Regions from separate parts of the Mus musculus genome. Here region 1 is linked to region 2. The links are chromatin contacts, found by Hi-C in ENCODE. All regions are on one chromosome and are shown on one strand. The core of a region is the stretch at or near the end of the contact, and the rest is flanking DNA. Distances in the headings are between cores, read along the strand shown. Region 1 has its middle 29 kb from the start of 4930556I23Rik. Region 2 holds the start of Mgat4a (mannoside acetylglucosaminyltransferase 4, isoenzyme A).

Region 1 (5,064 bases), core at 1,633-4,132, 45 kb after region 2:
TAGATCACATAGATGGCTTATAAACAACAGAAATTCTTGTTTCACAGTTCTGGAAACTGAAAGTCCAAGATCAAGGGTCTAGCAGATTGAGTGTCAGATAAAGCCTGAGTTCCATAGATGGTATCTTCTTCTTGCTGAATTCTCACCTGGTGGAAGAGTGGAGAGAGTTTGCATTACATGCACACACATGCATGCACATATACATGTGCATACACATACATACACATGCATACACACATCCACATCCACACATGTGCATGCACATGCACACACATGTGAACACATGTGCACACATGCGAACACATGTGCACACATGCTCGCTTACATGCACATACATCCACATGCATACATGCGTGCACATCCACATATGCACATATATGCACATCTGCACGTATACATCCACATTCACACACACATATACACATGCACACATACACACACGCACGAACGCACACACACATCTCTGAGGGCCCCACCTTCATAACCTAGCCAGTTCTAACGACCTCATTTATAATCCCATCCCACCAGAGGCTACATTTCAACGCATGAGTGTGAAGAATGGGCATCAACATTCAGAACCTGCTCTGCCTGTTTCTACCACCAGACTTGTTTAATGTCTATGTCCTGTGAATCAAGACCCTCTTAACACAGTACCTCCTCCCTCATTGCTTTCCTCCTTCCCAGTGCACACCCAGAACCTAGTTCTTGGGTGAACTTAAAGAGCTATGTCTCAGGAGTATGTCTGCGCTTTCTGAGCTCCAGAGAATGAAGATCTAACTGTTGGGTTTTGGAAACACCTGGTCACTGGGTCCTGGCCAGGTGCTCCTGAATGCTGTCCATTGTGTCCTTGGGGAGACATGAAAACTGTGCCAGGACATGTGCCTGGTTTTTCTTCCAGCAGCCAACCCTACCTTTTCCGGTCACGTTAAAAATACGTCTGAAACACCTGCCCACTTGCTGCAGCTTTCGCTGGCCCCACCTTTGGTAAATACACAGCTGCCACCACCCCTCTCTCTCTCCCCCCAGCTTGCTCTCATTGATTATTTCTGAATCGCGGACTCTCTGACAGCTTGGCTATGCCCAGGAAGGCGCTGATTTGCCTCTTTATGGAAGCAGTGTGATTCTTGGATTGTGACCCTCTCTGGTATAAAGGATCAGAAAGGACTTTGGGGTTTAGCTGCTGGCACAGGGCCTCCTGGAAAAACGTCAGGCACCCTTGGAGGTGTTTAAATAGTGCTGACAGGAAAGGACATCCACCACAGATTTATAATCTGTACCTTGCTAGGGGCCAAGACCAGCACAATGTACAAGGAATCAGTTGTTTAAACTAAGCAGGAAACAGATGCTTTCTGTTAAGCTGCTTATTATCAAAGTACCTGTCAAGCATCCCGTGGTTAGAATGTCTCTGGGAAGCTAGGAGAACTCCAGGTACCTGGCCTGCTCTCCTGTCAAACCCTACATCCCCGCACTGGGCAGTTTCCTTCTGGCATGGAAGAACTACATGTTTCCCCATGGGATGAGAGGCTTTGGGAAGAATCCTATAGGGATGAAGTTTGGTTGCAATAAAGGTGGAAGACCCATGACAACAAGTGTTGTATGTATTTGAGTAACTTCATGTGGGAGCACTGGTAGGTGTGTGTGTACCTGTGTGTGTGTGCATGTATGTGTGTGCATGTGTATGTGTGTGTGTATGTGTACATGCATATGTGTATATGTGTGTGCCTGTGCTTGTGTATGTGTTTGAATGTGCTTGTGTGTGTATGTGTGTATATGTATGTGTTGTGTCTGTCTGTATGTATATGTGTATATGTATGTGTGCCTGTGTATGTGTGTGTGCATGTGCTTGTGTGTTTATGTATGTGTGTATATGTGTGTGTGTGCATGTGCTTGTGTGTTTATGTATGTGTGTATATGTGTGTGTTTGTGTATGTGTGTGCATGTGTGCTTGTATATATGTATGTGTGCATATGTGTATATGTGTGTACCTGTGCTTGTGTGTATATATGTGTGTATATGCTTGTGTGTGTATGTGTGTACATGTGCTTGTGTATGTATGTATATGTACGTGTATGTGTGCATGCATAGTCATGGGAAAGCATACAAAGCATTCCTTTTGAGCTGTGTACCAACTTCCAACCAATATGAATGAACTTTTACCTTCCTCCAAGCTGGCTTAGGACCACAGAGGGAATTGGCTTTGTTCCTCTACTCTAGTGACGCCACCCCTTGCCCCTGAGTATTTCCAGTCCCATAGCCACTATCCACTAGAGCAGTGGGAGGGCTCAGCGAATGCATTTTCTTATGGCCATTGCTCACCAACCTGTTTATGAAAGAGGTTTGAGGCGTGACAGCCAGTAAATCTCAGTGTTGCATAAGGACAGACACTTGTTCTCGCAGTATATTTGAAGCCACTGTTGGGGGTGCCACTCAGGACTCTCCAGAGAAACAAAACCAGGAGCAGAGACACACTTGTGAAGATGCACGCATACACAGAAATACCCTCTCCTCTGTCTGTTGTGAGCTTAAGTCCTGACAAATCCATTGCAAGTTAAAAATAAATACCAAGTTTAAAAAAAAAAAAAAGAAAAGCATTCAATACATCCAGCCTAGCCCACCATGCTTGGTCACTTAATAGTCTGCAGCATGGCAAAGGTATCCACCATCAAGCTTACCCTGCAACTGACTGTCACAGGAACCATCCTGAAGTCGGCCTGTGAGAACAGAATGGGTATGTAGATACTCACCATTAAAACTCGCCACTGGAAGCACACTGGGTCTGCAGACTAAGAGAAACATTACATTCAAAGGAGAGCTGAGTGACAGGCACACCGGAAGTACTGAGTCATCGGTTCCCGGCTGGAACCTGCTCACCGTGCCAAGACTGCATTGCCAGCCTAGGGCTGGAAGAAAACCCAAACCTGAAGCGTGGTTTCTACTGAGTGACTGACTGTCTTTGTACCACAATGAAGTTGGGACTGCAAAAGCTGAACCATCGCAAACCCAGGACAGTGTGTCTGTGCAGTGTGGAGGTCTGCGGTCAGCTGTGGGGTCACGTGATTCTGAAGGCCCAGAAGGCTCCTCCATGTGCCATCTGTCAGTTGGAACAGAAAGGCTCATGGCACAGTTCAGAGGTATGAGCTGGAGAGCCAAAGGCATAAGTTCTACTTGGGTTGAAGTCTTGAGAAGCAGAGGCCCAGAAAAAGAGGAAAGACCGATATCTTCTCACAGAAGCCTGCTGTGCGGAAATTCCCAGAGCCTCAGTCATACCCTGGCATGCTGCCGCTGCAGCTGCATTTTCTGCTGGTTTCGCTTCCTCTTTCTCTTTAACCTCACAATATAGCTGCTAGCCTGGTCTCTGTATGGGAGGGGTCTGCATTCTGTGAGCCTAATTCAACAGTACATGCTGAGTACTTAGCCTTTGGCAGATGACACGTAAGACACATCAAAACAATCATCCATCATGATCAAGTAGGCTTCATCCCAGGGATGCAGGGATGGTTTAACATAATCCACTATATAAGCCAACTCAAAGACAAAAACCACATGATCATCTTGTTAGATGCTGAGAAAGCATTTGACAAAATCCAACAACCATTCATGATAAAAGTCTTGGAAAGATCAGGAATTCAAGGACCATAACTAGACATAATAAAAGCCATGTACAGAAAACCAGTAGGCAACATCAAACTAAATGGAGAGAAACTTGAAGCAATCCCACTAAAATCAGGGACTAGACAAGGCTGCCAACTTTCTCCCTACCTATTCAATATAGTACTTGAAGTCCTAGCCAGAGCAATTAATTAATTTTTAATTAGCAATTAAAAAGAAGATCAAGAGAATACAAATTGGAAAGAAAGAAATCAAAATATTTTGCAGATGATATGATAGTATATATAAGTGACCCTAAAAATTCCACCAGAGAACTCCTAAACCTGATAAACAGCTTCAGTGAAGTAGCTGGATATAAAATTAACTCTAACAAATCAGTGGCCTTTCTCTACACAAAGAATAAACAGGCTGAGAAAGAAATTAGGGCAACAACACCCTTCACAATAGGCACAAATAATATAAAATACCTTGGTGTGACTCTAACTAAGCAAGTGAAAGATCTGTATGATAAAAACTTCAAGTCTCTGAAGAAAGAAATAGAGGAAGAACACAGAAGATGGAAAGATCTCCCATGCTCATGGATTGGCAGGATTAATATAGTCAAAATGGCTATCTTGCCAAAAGCAATCTACAGATTCAATGCAATCCCATCAAAATTTCAACTCAATTCTTTACTGAGTTAGAAAGGGCAATTTGCAAATTCATGTGGAATAACCAAAAGTCTAGGATAGCAAAAACTATTCTCAACAATAAAAGGAACTCTGGTGGAAGCACCATGCCTGACCTCAAGCTGTACTACAGAGCAATTGTGATAAATAAATAAATAAATAAATAAACCAAAAAAACTGCATGGTACTTGTACAGCAACAGACAGGCAGATCAATGGAATAGAACTGAAGACACAGAAATGAACACCTATGGTCACTTGTTCTATGACAAAGGAGCTAAACTATCCAGTGGAAAAAAAGACAGCATTTTCAACAAATGGTGCTGGCACAACTGGTGGTTATCTTGTAGAAAAATGTGAATTGATCCATTCTTATCTCCTTGTACAAAGCTCAAGTCTAAGTGGATCAAGGAACTCCACATAAAACCAGAGACACTGAAACTTATAGAGGAGAAAGTGGGGGAAAGCCTCGAAGTTATGGGCACAGGGGGAAATTTCCTGAATAGAACAGCAATGGCTCGTGCTGTAAGATCGAGAATTGATAAATGGGACCTCATAAAATTGCAAAGCTCTGTAAGGCAATAGACACTGTCAATAAGACAAAAAGGCCACCAACAGATTGAGAAAGGATCTTTACCAATCCTAAATCAGATAGGGAACTAACATCCAATATATATATTTAAAAAAAATTCAAGAAGCTGGACTCCAGAAAATCAAATAGCCATATTAAAAATGGGGTACAGAGATAAACAAAGAATTCTCAACTGAGGAATACTGAATGGCTGAGA
Region 2 (5,368 bases), core at 936-3,435:
CAATTCCCAGCAACCACATGGCGGCTCACAACCATCTGTAATGAGATCTGATGCCCTCTTCTGGCCTGTAGGGATACATGCAAGCAGAGTGCTATATACATAATAAATATATAAATCTTTAAAAAAAAAAGTTTTTATTAAGCTAAGTGGTGGTGGCCCATGCCATTAATGCAAGCACTTGGGAGGCAAAGACAGACAGATATCTATGAGTTCGAGGCCAGTCTGGTCTACAGAGCAAGTTCCAGGACAGCCAAGGCTACACAGAGAAATCCTGTTTCAAGAAACAACAACAAAGAGAGAGAGAGAGAGAGAGAGAGAGAGAGAGAGAGAGAGAGAGAGAGAAGTTGTTTTATTACATACAAATGAAGCCTATATAAAAGTATAAATGCTATAGATTAGCCATCCATAATACCCCAGAAGCATATGGAGTATTAAATACTGGGCCTAAGAAGTTAGCAAACCCCATTTTAGGGAAGATACGGTTAGGGAATTCTACTAATAAGTTCTGACATCTCAAAAGGAGGAGGAGTGTTACACTCCACCGGAATGCAGCTATTCATTTTACACCAGGGTTTTCCAAACTAAGCTTCATCGTGAAGCACACGTGAATGAAATCTCCAGAGAGGAGGAAACAGAACACACCTCGTACCCTTAAACCACCCCAGGCAGCTTGAGGCTGGCTCGTTAGACACAGGTGACCTACATTTGTGTCCGAGGCCACATATGTGAATACTTATCTACCGCCCTTACCTTAAGACTGTCCTGGCTATATTAATTGATAACAACCAAGTCTTTGAACAAAAAAATGACTACGTAACTAGCCATTCCTCCATCCTCCAAAAGAGGCTTCAACTCTAAACCGCAGAATGAGGAATATGTTTTGTTAATAGATTTAACAATCTTGCATCTGGGTTTGTTTTTTTTTTTTAATTAAGTTTTTAAAGTGTTCTCTGAAATATCCCATATGTTCCACGGCTAAGAACACTTTGGTTAACATTTGGTAGAGTCCTTCATCAGCATCCCACAGACAAAACAGAGGTGCCTGAAAGAACAAGAGGCACGATTCATGACACCCCGGATCAATGAACACCATGACGTAAGCCTGCACAACTTTATAAACCGCAATTATGAAAAACTCATGCCCTTTCCACTTAGAGAACATAAATATTTCTTTTATACAGCTTACATAATTTCATTGTCTAGTATGTGTTATGATTTACACTCAGGGGTTAATGGAACCTATGTCACCATAACCTGTTAGTAAAACTATTCTTTAAGCATTTGGAAGAGAAAGGAGCCTGAACCACAGAGCGCGTGTTACATGATTCTAAATTTAGATTTTTACATTCAAGTGAATAACCATGTCATTCTTTTATCTTTTACTAAATAATTTGTCGGCAGCAAAAAGCACAACAGCAAAATAGATGGCAGGCTCGAAGAAGATAACATACCATCTACAGCTATTTCCGAATTCTAAATGTAAGCCGTGAACCCGCTCCTGAGATCACAACGCTTAGAGAAATAAAAGCGGGCGCGGGAAGCGTACCACTGCCACCACTTAACGCCAAGCCTTCCAGACATCACCTGTCACACCTGGAGGGGTCCGAGACCCCACCTGAGGTCGGGGAGGGGATCCCACTCGCCGCTTCCATGGGATGGAGGAAACCCAGGCCTGGGAGGAATCCGGGCTCGCTCCCCCCGTACCTCCCGGAACATCTTAGTTCCCCGCAGGCAAGCGGCCCCCGCCCTACCTGCCCCGCGGCGGCGCCACCTCCAGCCCCCCAGCCCCCCAGCCCTCCAACCCTCCAGCCTTCCAACCCTCCAGTCGCGGGATCCTGCCCGCAACTCTTGGTCTCGGTGCACGCGCACACAGCACTGCACTTTCCCGGTGCTCCGGGACCGCCCGAGGCTCCAGGCCAACCACCGGGAAGGAGCGCAGCACCGAGGGGCTGCGGCTGCGGCGAGGCGCGGAGGGCGGCCGGCCCGCGCCCCGCTCCCGGTTCCGAGGCCCGGTGCGCGCGCGATCGGACGGCGGCCTCGGGACGCCCCGCCTCAGCCACCAGCAGGTGGGTGTTCCGCGGACCCCGCCGTACTCCTCCTGGCCGCCCCCTGCCCGGCGCCCCGCGCTCCTCACCTGCCGCGGGCCAGGGCGCTTCTGCCGCGGCCGCCGGCGTCGCTGCTGGAGCCGCCTCCGCCGCCGCGGGCCGCGCGCCCCGCCCTCGCCAGGGACAGCCCCTGCCCAGCCCCCGCCCCAGTTCCCGCCAGCCATTGGCCGCCACTTCCCTAAGCGCCCCGCCGCCGCTGCCAGTGGCCGGCCAGCCTGTCACTCAACGGCGCAATAGAGCAGCCTATATATTTCTCCCCAGCCCCTTTTTGCATCGGTGTTGCGGCCGGGGCTGGAGCGCAGCCGCCACATCTGGCTTGTACCCTCCGGCCTGAGCGCATGCAACCTCGGGAGGCAACAAAGGCCCCAGTGAGCCCACGGAATACAACCTGGTCACCATGGCCTTTCCTCCTAGCTCTGGGTCCCATCTTCTGGCGGTCCAGGCGCGGTGACAGGTCCTGGCTCTAATCCAACCATAGCTTCCAAGGCCCGCTGTTCCAAGCATTACACTGCCAGCATCAGTGAGGAGCATCGTTATCCTCCAGCTTCCAGGAGGAGGCAGAGACGCAGGGAGGACCATTTGGAGCAACTAGAAGCAACAAATATGACTAGGGTTTAAAGGCACACCACTCAGTGCTAATGTCCCCGATTTTTCTACTATGCAGTGTTAGTCTTCCCTTCTCTCTTGAGCACGTGTCAGATGACCATTTCTTAAAGTTTAAAACTGGTTTCAGATCGAAATGGATGGACATCTATAGAAAACGTGAGTGGCCTGCCCCTGTGCACGTTATCTGTTAGCTATCAAGCCTGGCATATATTAAGATCTTTAATTGCTTCTTACCATAATCCCGGCAAATCTTTAATTGCTTATCATATATGTTAATCCCCATTTCTCACAGATGAGCTTAAAAGGTTAAAGAGTTTACCTGTGGTTACAGAGCTAATAAGATAAGAGATGTGTCTGTCCTCCCTGTTACCATAATCCTCCCAACAACACTGCAAAGACATACAAGAAATCAAAAAACTAGGAAACAGCCTTGTTCCTGGCAAACACCAAGGCAATAAATATCTGGATCAGAAGACGACAGTAATTCAAAAATAGAAAACTCTAGTATACAACATCGGAATGAGGGGTTTTTGTTTTTGGGGGGGACGTTTTTTTTTTGTCTCAAAATTAAGTGTTTAATAATTAGCTATTATATTTATAGGTTTCTCAGCTCTCCTGTGGTGAGATTTCTCTCCGTTGTTCCTAAGCTGTTTTCAAAATCCCAAAAGAGGCTCACAGTCTTCTTCCCCCAGCTCTGCACCAGCCGGGGTATGGGAGAAGCATGATAAACCCAGTGGCAGCTTTGCTTTCTACTTTGGGGGGAAATAGAGCTAAATTCCCTGTATAACTGTGCCTAAAACATTGACAGTTAGCAACCCAGCACTAGACTTCAAGATGGACACAAGCACTATAGATGGAACCCCTACCAGACACAGCGTCTGAAACACGGTTGGGGTGAATTGCTAATTCTCCTGTCAGCATAGACACACCAGGCCTTGCTACCTTTCTACTGTTCTGAGTGTCAGATCAGTTCACAGCTTCAAGCAGAGGAAGAAAATACTCGACAGGAGAGAAACAGCCCTTGAGCTATGTTAGGGTCAGCTAAAAGACTGAGCAACACAGACAGTCATTTTTCCGATATCCCAATGTTATACAGAGAGAAACTAGAGAATTTCATGGATACAAATAGTTATTTAGGCAACTAACCGCGATTAAACCCAATTCTCCTTAATTCAGAGACTTCTGCTTCTCTGTTTCCATTTTCACCTTTAGCAACCCACCAGCTATCGGATGACTGAATGAATCTTAAAAAGACCTATTTCCGCTTTCTCTATTTTTTCCCCCCTGGTAAAGGAAGGGAATGAGAGTGTTCACAGACATTTTCTAAGCAAAGATCAAGGTCAGATGAGAGGAGAAAAAGGAAAAGATACGATGTGGGTACGGACTGGAGTGGTACCTTCAGGAAGAGTACATATTCAGACTCTGTAAACAGGGAAACATCAGAAGTTAAAAGAAGCAATAGACATCCATGAATTGAAGACCTTTTATAATATCTTCTGTGCATTTATTCAGTGTGGGGTCACAAGCATGCCAAGGCACTCACACAGAGGGCAGGGGGCAACTTGTGGGAGTTTGTGCTGTAGAGAACTAGGGATTAAACTCAGGTGGTCAGGCTCCACAGCAGGAGCCTTTAAAGGCTGAGCCATTAAAAACACAAAGAGGTAGAGGGATGCCTTTTTCATTCTTCATTGCCCTTCATCTGGCAGAAGGACAGTTTTTCTAAGAAACTTTAGTCCCTGCCATGATTAAACTTGTCTCTATTCACATTGTTGAGAAGAAGCTGTGGCATTCAGTTGGTTGAGCTAAGAAACTGTGATGGTTTGAAATATGCCTGCTCAGTGTGAGTTAGAGTCCGTGATTCCTCTCAATCTTGTTGACATTCACAACCTTGAATTTTCCAACTATGTCCAAGGCTATCTGCTTAACTACACTTTAATAGCCACTCATGAATGATGTAAGTTTGATTATTAGTGCATGAGAGGAGACACAGCGGAAAACAACTGCCCATCCTGTGTTTCATTTCTTAGAAAATGATTAACTGGGAGTTTGAGTATAAAAGATTGCTTTAGTTGCTGGGCATGGTGGCCCATATCTATAATCTGAGCACTCAGGACACTGGGGCAGGAGGATTACAAGTTATAGACAGGCCAGTCTCAGGGCAAGTTTGAGACCAGTTTGACCTAAGAGATTCTCTCAAAACAAAACAAAATATCTATTATCATGATCAGTTTAATTAGCAATCAAAGTCAGTTAGTCCAAATCCTGAGTCTGATCAAATCCTGTTTTGTTTTTGTTGTTGTTTTTCAATCTCTCCTCTTGCTTTTTCACGGTGTTTTTAATTCCATGGCTTCTCTTTTTACCTTTACACTGTCAGTAAAACCAGAGCTGAGAAGTTCAGCCTGTAATGTCACCACCATTCTGTAGCCCAGAGGTTCTCAACCTTCCTCGCACTGTGACCCTTTAATGCAGTTCCTCTTGTTGTGATGACTCCGGACTAGAAAATTATTTCAGTCACTATTTCATAACTATAATTTTGCTACTATTAAGAATCATGATGTAAATAGCTGTGTTTTCTGATGGGTGACTCCTGTGAAAGAGTGAATCAACCCCAGAGAGACCACAACCCACAGGTTGAAAACTGCTGCTGTAGCTGTCCC

Evidence for each region. A loop is a pair of places that touch in the nucleus more often than their neighbours do.
Region 1: a loop to region 2 is called in a map of left cerebral cortex, with 2.4 times the contacts of the local background. The contact joins the enhancer-like site here to the promoter of Mgat4a in region 2. A Hi-C loop is called at or near these places in 4 of 37 maps with a recorded cell type or tissue (adrenal gland, heart and left cerebral cortex).

What each region holds. Positions count from the first base shown.
Region 1 is chr1:37,583,044-37,588,107 of GRCm38, forward strand. No RefSeq gene overlaps it. Among named protein-coding and RNA genes, the nearest start is that of 4930556I23Rik, 29 kb to the right of the region's middle. Within about 2 kb of position 2,883, at least 2 of the 3 ENCODE cell types and tissues checked have a DNase peak (open chromatin) inside an H3K27ac peak, as active enhancers do; they include left cerebral cortex, where a contact is called at or near this core.
Region 2 is chr1:37,538,831-37,544,198 of GRCm38, forward strand. Mgat4a (mannoside acetylglucosaminyltransferase 4, isoenzyme A) reads right to left here and starts at 2,186. Exons shown (of 16, transcript NM_173870.3): 1 at 2,135-2,186.